Regions from separate parts of the Homo sapiens genome. Here region 2 is linked to region 1. The links are chromatin loops, found by intact Hi-C in ENCODE. Cell type or tissue: GM12878. All regions are shown on one strand. Each heading gives the region's core, and the rest is flanking DNA. Links, peaks and the distances in the headings are about the cores only.

The links. A loop is a pair of places that touch in the nucleus more often than their neighbours do. Peaks named below come from ENCODE experiments on the same cell type or tissue, not always from the same donor. Only the 100,000 strongest peaks of a DNase experiment are listed, where the experiment ranks them.
Region 2: a loop joins it to region 1, with 10 times the contacts of the local background. A loop is called at or near these places in 18 of 110 quality-filtered maps.

The regions. Positions count from the first base shown.
Region 1 is chr21:36,501,195-36,507,084 of GRCh38, forward strand. It overlaps a transcript of CLDN14 not described here. Among named protein-coding and RNA genes, the nearest start is that of CLDN14, 24 kb to the left of the region's middle. In GM12878, for the core only: a CTCF peak has its summit at 3,227 (motif pointing right); no DNase peak of the experiment used is centred there; H3K27ac peaks cover 1,867 bases.
Region 2 is chr21:36,586,775-36,592,664 of GRCh38, forward strand. No RefSeq gene overlaps it. Among named protein-coding and RNA genes, the nearest start is that of SIM2, 110 kb to the right of the region's middle. RefSeq lists a silencer at 2,682-2,741 and an enhancer at 2,872-2,921. In GM12878, for the core only: a CTCF peak has its summit at 2,791 (motif pointing left); a DNase peak (open chromatin) is centred at 2,817.

The DNA of each region.
Region 1 (5,890 bases), core at 452-5,451:
TCAAGCCCCATTTGCATGAAATGTATCTGCCCAGTTTATATCAGCAACATGAAGAGCAAAGAAAACTGCCTGTTTATATTGCCACATCTGCAGGGCATTGAAATACATTATTAATGGGAGTTTCAGTCAATATCTCACTTTTTTTTTTTTTTTTTTTTTTTTTTTTTTTTTTTTAGAAAAGTGAAACCATGATTGGGTTACATTAGTGTGAGTTGTAGAAACCAGGTTAAATCTGACCTTTGGGACATGGAGACGGTCATCTGACCCAGGGCGGGTCACATTCAAAGAGCACAGACAAGGTCCCCCTGAAGTCAGTGGGACATTTGGGCCTGAGACTATGAAACTGAACTAGAACTTATGGGCTTTAGGGAACAAGCCCAAAAGCTCCTAAATTTCCTCCTTGAAGATCTCCTCGCTACTGTTTTTCTTCTAGATATTCTGCTGCTTTGACAGGTACGCCACCCCCTGTCTCCAAACTCACACGTTCAACCCAGTGATGGGTGGAGACTGGGAGGCTCTGTTAGTCTCTCTTTTCAGTAGCCTGGCCCTAAATTAAAGGGCCCATGGTTTTCTCTAGTTGAACACACCCCAGGCTCCCAGCCAGCCCCTGGCCCTCGAGAGGGGTTGTTTTTGATGGCAGGAGGGAGATAAAAGTGAATGTATTTTAGGATCTTGTTACTAGGCCACAAGGAAACACTGGATGGAAAGTCTTATGAATTTGAAAAGACCTTTTTTTTTTTTTTAAATCAAATCCAAGGAACCCAAAAGGCGTTAAGCTATTGTTTAAACATAGACCCAGTGCCCAAACCCTGCACACTAGTTTGTAGAGGTTGGAAGAGGCAGGATGGAAGGGGTTAATGGTGCTATTCTTTCTTGAATATTCTGTAACACACCACAATGAGCCAAAAGCAGTCACAGGGAACCATCATGAGGAGTAGCATGTTTTTACCTATGTTAACTCCAACATCCGCAATAGCTGAACCTTAGAATTATTATCCGAATTGTGCATACCAGGAAACAACAGATTTGATGAGTTTAATAACTTGTCCAACATTACAAAGTTAGCAAGAGGTAGGGTCCAGAAATGAACAGCGTCCTTTCTTCTGCAGGCTGGCTCCCATGAAATACTATTCTTATGCCTGTTGAGGTCTGATGTGGTATCACATTATACTACTGGACCAGCTAGGGGGTCAAGAGCATTATGCCATCTCTGTAGTATGCTTAGGGGTCAGTCCTGAAATGAGCAGAGTTCACTTTCAGCCATGAAAAGGATATTCCGAGGAACTGATATCTTAGATTGCTTTCTTTTAGTGCATAGACATCACTTGAGAGGCTTCATGTTACTGAGACATCTTGTAAACTTTACAGCTACTGTTTTACACTTCATCAGCATTCCTGATCTTATTATGGTGTTCACTTCAAATAATGTTGGGTGTGTAAGAATCAAATGCAAATTGTACAGTATTTGACACGGATGTCTTTAGGAGCCAATATTTCCTTAAATATCATGGTTTCAGTGTTATCCACTAATGCTTTAATAGATAGGGTTTCTTTGCATTCATAAATGGTAATAAAGATACGAGTTGTCTACTATAAAACCAAACACTTATATTTCCCAACTACTAAAACATCTATGTAATCTTGAATCCATCTGACCTAAAGGAAGGAAAATGTTCTCAACCCAGGCTACACATTAGAACACTTGGGAAGCTTTGAAAAATTCTTAATGAATGGGCCCCACTCCTAGACCAATTAATTCAGATCTCTGAGAAGTGTGGTCTGAGAACTGATGGTTTAGAAAACTGTACAGACAGTTCTAACATGCAGCCAGCTTGAGAACTACTGGGTTTAGACAAGAATGGATTTTTTTGTTTTTTGAGATAGAGTCTCACTCTTTCGCCCAGGCTGGAGTGCAGTGGCACAATCTTGGCTCACTGCAACCTCTGCCTCCTAGGTTCAAGAGATTCTCCTGCCTCAGCCTCCCAAGTAGCTGAGATGACAGGTGTGCACCACCATTCCGGGCTAATTTTTGTATTTTTAGTAGAGACAGGGTTTCACCATATTGGCCAGGCTGGTCTTGAGCTCCTGACCTCAAGTGATCCACCTGCCTTGCCCTCCCAAAGTGTTAGGATTACAGGCATGAGCCACTATGCCCAGCTAATATGGTTTGGTTCTGTCCCCATCCAAATCTCATCTTGAATTCCCATGCGTTGTGGGAGGGACCTAGTGGGAGGTAATTGAATCATGGGGCCAGATCTTTCTCACGTTGTTCTCGTGACAGAGATCTGATGGTTTTAAAAATGGGAGTTTCCCTCACAAGCTCTCTCTTTGCCTGTCGCCATCCATGTAAGACATGACTTGCTCCTCTTTTCTTTCCACCATGATTGTGAAGCTTCCCCAGCCACATGGAACTATGAGTTTTCCATGAAATCTCTTTCCTTTGTAAATTGCCCAGTCTTGGGTATGTCTTTATCAGCAGCATGAAAATGAACTAATACACCAGCCAAGAATGGATTTTTAAATTAATGGAGTTAGGTCTGATTAATATCAATGCATTAATGTATAAATGTCTACATTATGCATTACAATAAACAGTTTTGAATATAACACAACTAAAATATATGCAATGAATACAATACATACAGTAAGTCATTAGCTTCCAGGTATAAGTAGATGCTCAATAAATATTACTGAGTTACTGAATGAATGGCATCCTACAAAGTTTTATATGAAAAATTATATTTTGATGAAATTAAGATGCCATCAATTGTAAGATGTAGTATCACTGATAAAGAAAATAGATTCATTAAATTATGACATGCTATCTAGTATGTCACACCCTAACTTCAAAAATGTTAAAAAGGCCAGATGTGGTGGCTCATGCTTGTAATACCAGCACTTTGGGAGGCCAAAGTGGGAGGATCACTTGAAGCCAGGAGTTCAAGACCAGCTTGGGCAACATAGCAAAATCCCATCTATATGTAAAAATAAAAAAATTACCTGGGCATGGTGGTGCACGCCTGTAGTCCCAGCTACTTGTGAGGCTGAGGTAAAAGGATCACTTAAGCCTAGAAGTTTGAGGCTGAAGAGAGTTATGATCGTGCCATTGCACTCAAGCCTGTCTCAGAAAAAAGTTAAAAACAAGAAAAAAATACAATATTTTGAAATTACTGTATTCTCTTTTTCTGCTTAGTCTAGGCCAACTGTTATACCATTAACTTCCACTAGATGCCGCTGTGACCTGCTACTTCAGGTTCCGAAAGGCAATCTGAAAGCCAATTTTCTCCAAGGATTTAAAATTGAAATAATTCACCCCCTTTAAAGACAAAAGATATTTTAACCACCTCATATTTTAGGGGGTTGTGGCTCATTCTTTCTTTGTGTTAAGACCTATCTGAAGTATCTCATGAAGTGTACAATTATTTAAAAAGGAAACTGAAAAGTTTTAATGGCTTGATAGAAAACAATTGCTTCCCTTTTATCCACATCCCCAAATTTCACATTTTGCGTGTAACTCATGACTAGTCTGCAGTGGGTTATAGAGAAGAGATGGTAACACTGATAGGAAGGCTGATGTTGACTTCAATGAAATAAGAAGTAAAACTTGAAGGAAAGAGTATGACATCTTCTGATTTGAAGACAGCAGATCATGGTACCCTGTACCCATGAGTCACTGCTCCCAGAGATAGGAAAAGCTGGGTGGAAAAGAAAATTTGGGCTGATAGGACTGGGTCCTGAGCTTGAAGCCAAGCCCAGTGTTAACCCTGGGCATTGACCCAGGCCCTCCCTGACTGAAAATCTGGAAGATTTTCCCTGCTGGGTGAGAATCACTTTTTCAGCAAAACAATACAAGCTTTAGGGCCAAAAGGAAGCCCATGAAGCTTCCAGAGACGTGCTTAGAGCAATGCTGCTCAAATTCTTACCAATCTCCACTATATGAGAACAGAAATGGACAGTAAGTATCTCAAAACTTGTATAACAAATTTAAACAGGTTTACGTCTGCTAAATCTAATAAAAAGAAATCAGGATTGTATTTCATATGTCTTTGTTTCATATTTCATTTTTCCAGTAATTCAATTCTTTTAGTATTTTACAAAAGTATTGGTCCATAATAGATTGGAATTTTTTAAAAAATAGCCCTTCAGCCCAGATAGCTTTTGAAGCACTGCAGACAGCCCACCCCAAGCTGCTGGAGGAGGCAATTCCAGGACGATGAAGCCATCATACTCCTGAATAATGTTCTAGTAGACCAAACAGCTAAGAAAGGGCTGAAGAACAGGAGCACTTAGATGATAAAGGACAGGATGACTGGAGAGCTAAAAAGAAATCCTAAGAACAGAACACCTCGGGGAGTCCCAGCCTCTGAACCCACAGTCAGCAGCTCACCAGAACCTAACATTTCTGCAAAGGCTCAGAGATTCCACCATTGCCACTCCCAGCAGTTCGCCTGCCCAATGTAGACAATCAGCCTAGCACTGACTTTGGGACAAGAGGATCTCAGGTGGTTACAGTGAAAAGAAAATGCAAAACCACTCAGGATTGCCCAAGTCTGACATATTTAGGTTCAGAAGAGAAACACACAGAGAGGTCCATTGTTAACCCCTTCCTGGTTTGATCCACCCAAAGCCAGCCGGCTTGGATGGAGGGGAGGCGTAAGGCACTGTGGACTTCCATTTATGGGTAACTGTGAGCTGGCTTTTGTCTTCTCTGAAAAATGCCCTGTTACACTAGCATACTGTCAGTGTCTTTTTTGGATAGCCATTTGGTAATATCTATCAAAATGTAAACAGTGAATACTCTTCAACTCAGCTATTTCTCTGCTAGAAATTCATCCCCCAGTTATACTCCTAAAGTAAGCAAAGACATAAATAATACAGGATTCAATACTCTCTGGCTCTTTCTGAGAGAATAAAACTGGATAAAATGTAAATGTCCTTTATAAGAGATTAGTTACATAACTACGGTACATCCACACAGATTAGTATGCACCATTAAAAGATTAAATGCTTCTGCAGTTACTGATATGCAAAGAGTTCCAAGACACAATGTTAAGTGAAGGAAGCAAGTTGAAGTGCAGTGTGTACAGCATGATCCTATTTGTGTAAACAAGAACAAATGCAGTCAGGTACGGTGGCTCATGCCTGTAATCCCAGCATTTTGGGAGGCCAAGGCAGGTGGATCACCTGAGGTCAGAAGTTCAAGACCAGCCTGACCAGCATGGCAAAGCCCCATCTGTACTAAAAATACAAAAATTAGTTGGGTGTGGTGATGGATGTCTGTAATCCCAGCTATTTGGGAGGCTGAGGCAGGAGAATCGTTTGAACCGGGGGGGCGGAGGTTGCAGTGAGCCGAGATCGGGCCACTTCACTGCAGCCTGGGTGAAAGACCAAGACTCTGTCTCAAAAAAAAAAAAAAAAGAAAGAACAAATGCATTTCTGTCATGCAGAGAGACCTTCTGAGGGCTGCACAAAAAGCCGTTCACAGCGATCACCTCTGGGGGGTGGAGCCAAGGGTCAAGGTCGGGGAGGACTTTCATTTTTAACTTCACACTCTTGTATGTGGTCTGACGTTTTAAAAAGCAAAATTGTATCAATTTAATAGGGAGCAAGGTATCTATTGCAGAGCATCAAGAGTTACAAGAGGCCAGGTGCAGTGCTTCCCACCTATAATCCCAGTGTTTTGGGAGGCCAAGGCAGAAGGATTCCTTGAGTCCAGGAGTTTGAGACCAGCCTGGGCAACACAGCAAGACCCTGTCTCTAAAAAAATGAAAATAAAAAATTACCTGAGCATGGTGGTGTGTACCTGTAGTTCTAGCTACTCAGGAGGCTGAGGCAGAAGGGCTGCTTGAGCCCAGGAGCTCGAGGCTGCAGTGAGCTATGATCACACCAC
Region 2 (5,890 bases), core at 362-5,361, 85 kb after region 1:
TCATAGGTAAGCCAAACTAGAAAGGAGACATCAACGTCCTCAAGAAACTTTAGAGACCAGCTTTCTCTCTGTTTGTATATAAACCATGTATATATTAATAACAAACCATTCTGATCTATATACTAAGAGAGGGTCAACTGAACTGGCAATGTTTAGTTAGTGGTTATTTTAACTTATTCTTAATTAAAAATAAAGTTATTCTAGCCAGTTGCAGTGGCATGTTCCTGTAGTCCCAGCTACTCAGGAGGCTGAGGCAGGAGGATTGCTTAAGCCCAGGATTTTGAGTCCAGCCTGGATAACATAGTGAGAGCTTGTTTCCATTTTTCAGAAAAGTTGTTCTAGGTAGCAAGATTATGGTGATTTACTCTTCCATATTTCTTCTAAATCTTCTTCAACAAGCTTAATGCTGTAGTCCTGTCCCATATATTTTTAATGCTTTTATAATCAGAAAAATTGACTTTTTTTTTAACCCAAGTCAATTGCATCTCTTTCCGCACCCAGACTTTTCATGAATTTGGTTTGGCTTCTCTTTTAAATTTTCCCAAGACAGCAAGGAAAAGTGATCCAGCTAAGCTTTCCTTTTAGGACTTTTTACTGACTCTCCCCAGCGATTTGAAGATAACCTCCTCCTGAGCTCTCCACCCCACTCTGAAGCTGCGAGGTCCCCACCGAACAGAACACGGTCTCCTGAGTGTCCCACCCTGCTCTTAGCGGGAGAACTCAGCTTTCGGCTCCCATAGGCATGGAAACAGTTACCAAACACTGGTTCCTAGGCCAGTGTCTCTCCTACTGCTAGTTGAAAGAATATTCCATGACTCATTGTGGACTCATCTCCCAAAGATATTAAATCTGAGTTTCAGTGAAAGCCAGTCCAGGTAAGCCCTGTACAAATAAGAACACGCCTGAGCTAAAACCAGGCTGGTGGATTCCAGCATCTTCTCTGGGCTCTTCCTGTGTCTCAGAGCGTGAGCTTGGGCTTCTACTCCGTGCCTGGGGGACCCATGCCCCCTGCCACCCCATGGCTGGAAGAGTACCCCTGTCTGGGAGAAATCAGCTATAAACGCAGAAGACAAGAGCCCTGAGGGAGGCAACCTTTCACCAGGTCCAGGGGCTTCTCCATTGGTCCTCACGGTCGGGCTCATTATCACAGCATCTTCTGATGATGTCTTTGCCTTGCTCCCATCCCTGTGGGTGGTGAAGGGCCGGGAAGGCAAGTGTGCAGGACTGTGGGTGCTGGGCTTATCTGGAGGCATCTGCTGAGGGGAGGCCAGCACATGTTTCTTAAGAACAAGGGCACGCGTCTTATCCCCTTCTCTTCCTGGTGGGCCGGGCTCCTTGGTGCAAAGCAGCTCTTTTTTTTTTTTTTTTTTTTTTTTTTTTGAGATGGAGTTTCGCTCTTGTCACCCAGGCTGGAGAGCAGTGGCGTGATCTCGGCTCACTGCAACCTCTGCCTCCTGGGTTCCAGTGATTCTCCCGTCTCAGTCTCCCAAGTAGCTGGGATTACAGGCATGTGCCACCACGCCCAACTAATTTTGTATTTTTAGTAGAGACGGGTTTCTCCATGTTGGTCAGGCTGGTCTCAAACTCCCGACCTCAGGTGATCTGCCCCCCTCGGCCTCCCAAAGTGCTGCGATTTAAAACAGGTTTATTGGCAGGGCGCAATGGCTCATGCCTGTAATCCCAGCACTTTGGGAGGCTGAGGCGGGTGAATCACCTGAGGTCAGGAGTTTGAGACCAGCCTGGCCAACATGGCGAAACCCCATCTCTACTAAAAATACAAAAATTAGCCAGGCGTGGTGGTGCATGCCTGTAATCCCAGTTACTCGGGAAGCTGAGGCAGGAGAATCGCCTGAACCCAGGAGGCAGAGGTTGCAGTGAGCCGAGATCAAGCCATTGCATTCCAGCCTGGGCAACAGAGCTAGACTCCTGTCTAAAAACAAAACAAAACGAAAAACCCAAAAATCATAAAACAGGTTTCTTTCCACGTTCCTGATAGTTTCTGGCTTCTGCAGCCACACAGACCTTCACCACTTTCTAAGCCTGCATTTGCTGACCATCCCCACATCCTAAACCAAGCCCTCTGACCTCAGTTGTTCCTGCGAGGATGCCTTGTCCGGAGATGGCAGAGGTTCCCGCCACTGCTTTTCCGTGCCTGCCCTCCCGCCACTGCTTTTCCCAGCACACCCTGCCACCCCAGTGTGGAGGCTCCACTGACCATCACGGGGAGAGTTCTATCGGCACCTGCCTCCTGCCCCTGTGAGATGCGTCTTGGGGGAGTCATGTGGCCTCTTGACACCTCAATTGCCTCACTGGCAAGCTAGGGATAATAATGTCACCTCCTGAATCAGCGTGGGCATTCAGGAGCTACTGAGTGTGTAAAACCCTGCAAAAGGCAGAGGCCACTCCCATGCCAGAAACAGTCTCCACGTCTCCTTCTACAGACCCCTCCTCCGAGTCCCCTTGGTCCCCAAGGACAGCACCAGCCATCCTGTCTCCATGGCCTTTGTGTTATCAGTAGGGCTGCCAGACGAAACACAAGACACCCAGTTAAATTTAAATTTCAGATAAACAACAAATAATATTGAGTATAAACATGTCCCGTGCAATATTTTCATTTGCTATATCTAGTGACCTGAATCTAATGAGAGGGCACGTTTCACAGGGCTGGACACCATGTGTGTTTCATCTGTGCTCCCCGACCCTCCCTCCTCCCTCCCCAGCCTGGCACACTGCCGGGCACATGGCCTCAGTATCCAATAGGCCGGCGGTTCTCAGCAGGGTCAGGACTGCCCCCTAGGGGCTATTTTGGAAATTCGAGGAAGCCTTTGTGATTGGCAGGATTACAGTGGGGGACTTCCTGGCCTTGAGGGGACAGGAGCCAGGGGTGCTCCAGGACCTGCCAGAATTGTCCTCTCTGTAGAGAGTTGTCCTTTACCCCACACACCATTCAGGTAAATGACAAACCCGCTTAGGACCGTCTGAGCCTGGAAACTCACTCCATAGGAACATAAAGTGGATTTTGTGCTGTATTTCCAGGAATGCAACTACTGTACTTTGTTTTAGTCTCATGACAAATTGCATCTGTGGTTTTGAGGCCTCGGTATATTACACCTGCATCAGCCCCTCTTTGTGGCTGTGGATTCCTTCAATTGCCTCTTTCTGATGGCTTCATTGTGTCTTCTAGTGTAGATAGAGTGAGTGCTCAAGCACATTAGGCATTGAATATATTTTACTTTATTACAACCCTCCACTTTCCTTGTATTTCCTTCATATTGCACTTAATATATTATGTGTACTTAATGCATGTCTCTCATTTCAGATTCTGTGTCGTGATAGGTATATGTAACAGGAATCTGCACTATCGTCTGTGGTTTTTGTTTCAGGATGGTAAAAAGGCTGTTATAAAAGATTTGTTATGAAAGGGGTCACCCCTAGAACAGTTCTGTGTCTTGATCATAGTGGCGGTTACATGAATTTTAACATGTGATAAAAAGACTTAGAACGATTGCATACACATTGTGCCAATGCCAAGTTTCTCATTTTGCTACTGGACCACTGTTACAGAAGATGGAGCCATCAGGGTAAACTGAGGAAAAGATACACAGGAGCTCTTTGATTATCTTGGCAGCTTCTCTTGCATCGAGCATGATTTCAATATTTAAAAAAAGATTTTTTTGGTGCTTATTTATTTATTTATGTGAGACAGAGTCTTGCTCTGTTGCCCAGGCTGGAGTGCAGACATGATCTCAGCTCACTGCAACCTCCGCCTCCCGGGTTCAAGCAATTCCCCTGCCTCAGCCTCCCAAGTAGCTGGGATTACAGGCCCCCGCCACCATGCCTGGCTAATTTTTGTATTTTTAGTAGAGACAAGGTTTTCCTATGTTGGCTAGGTTGGTCTCGAACTTCTGACCTCAAGTAGATCCACCTGCCTCGGCCTCCCAAAGTGCTGAGATTATAGGCTTGAGCCACCGTACCCAGCCCTGTTAATTTATTTATTTTTAACTTTTATTTTAGTTTCGGGAGTACGTGTGCAGGCTGGTTATATAGTTAAATTAGCATCACGGGTTTATTGCACAGATTATTTCACCACCCAGGTATTAAGCCCCGTACCCAGTAATTATCTTTTCTGCTCCTCTCCCTCCTCCCACCCTCCCCCTCAAGTCAGCCCCAGTGTGTGTTGTTCCCTTCTCTGTGCTCCTGAGTTCTCATCATTTAGATCCCACTTATAAATGAGAACATGCGGTATTTGGTTTTCCGTTCCTGTGTTAGTTTGCTAAGGATAACGGCGTCCAGCTCCATCCATTTCCCTGCAAAGAAAATGATCTCCTTCTTAAAAAAATTATCCTTTTAAGCGAGAGGAGTCACCAAGTCCTGACTTCAGGTTGAGAGCCACCCAAGAGGTGGATCCAAGGGTTTCTCTTCCAGCCTGCCGGCTAGTCCTGCTTTGTGTGGAGTTCCTCCTCAGGAGAGCTTGCCTACGGGAAGGTGCAAGCACCTGAGAGCTCCATCCACTTCCCAGCAGCAGAAACGGGGAGCCGGGCTGCTGCTTCCACTCCTATCTCCAGCCCTTGGTTGCTTGTCCTTTGGGGTAGCCAGACGCAGGCTCAAACCCCAGGTCGTATGGCAGGTGGCCTGGCCTTAGAAAGTCTAAATGAAGGCAGAGGGGCCTCGGCGGGTCACACCCCTCTGCACTGGCTGAGGCCCATCGCCCACCTGGCTCCCCTGCCAGCCCCCAGACCCCGGCCCCTACCCCTCACTTCTCACTGTCGGTGGGCTGCTTCCCTCACTTCTCCCTCCAAATCCACCTGCACACCTGGGCCACGTCCTCTGCAGAATAAGGGAGGCCTTGAATGTGAACTAATTTTATTTAGCATAAGCCCGGCTGCCCGGGTCTTCTGTGCACGTCTCCCAACTGGGATCTCTGGAATCTCTCTCTCCTGGCTGTCAGGTGCACCTGCCCACCAGGCCTCACAGCCCGCATCACTACAGATCCAGCCGGGGTGAGTCACCAACAGCAAAAAAAGGGGGTGGGAGGAGAATGCACGTGTACACACTTCAGAATTCGTGAAGCTCTCCTCCATTCCTGGCTCCGTGTCAGGCACCAAACAGACACATAATTCACAAGTTCTCCCATCTGCCCTGAAGGATTCAAGGTCAGACAGTAGAACTGGGGGGCCACTGTCATCCCAGGGTGCCTCCTTACACATCTGAGCTGCGAGGAAGATTCCGCTCATCTGCAGGGAATTAAAGCAGGTGAGCAAACCGTTACTGCTCAGCTGCTGTTAGACAGTGGGATGGGAAATGCTTAACATTTGGAAAAGGAGAAAAGGAGGAAAAAGGGGATGATTTTAAAGACAGATAACTTATTTCCTGGACAACATTGAAATACATTAAAATATATTGAATTACGTTGAAATACATTGAAAAACATTGAAATTTCCTAGACAGCATGAAATACAACTTGGTCTCTGGGCCCAAGGCCAGAACGGTGGTCCTGTTGCTCCTGTCTTAGGTGAGCTTGCTCCCCCCTCTCCTGGCCCTCTCTCTCTCTCTCCCCTTCTCTTCTCCTTCTCTCCTTCTCTCTCGCCCTCTTCCTTTCCTCTCTTCTGTTTGGTCTTCCTCCCTCTTTCTCTCTCTTCCTCTCCCTCCTGCTCTCTCTCCCCTACTCCCTGCTTCTCTCCATGTTATCCCAGGATTCCTCGTCACCTAACAACATTGTCACCTGCCTATGAGTGGGACGTTGAATGTGTCCATTCTGCAGGGAGAGAGGGACACTGACGGCTGCCCTTCATGGGGAAGCAGCATGTCTTTCCCCCTTTACTTTAAACCTCTTTGCTCCTCTGACTTTCCCATCTCTGTTCCCCTTCACCTCTCACCCTCTCTTTCTCAT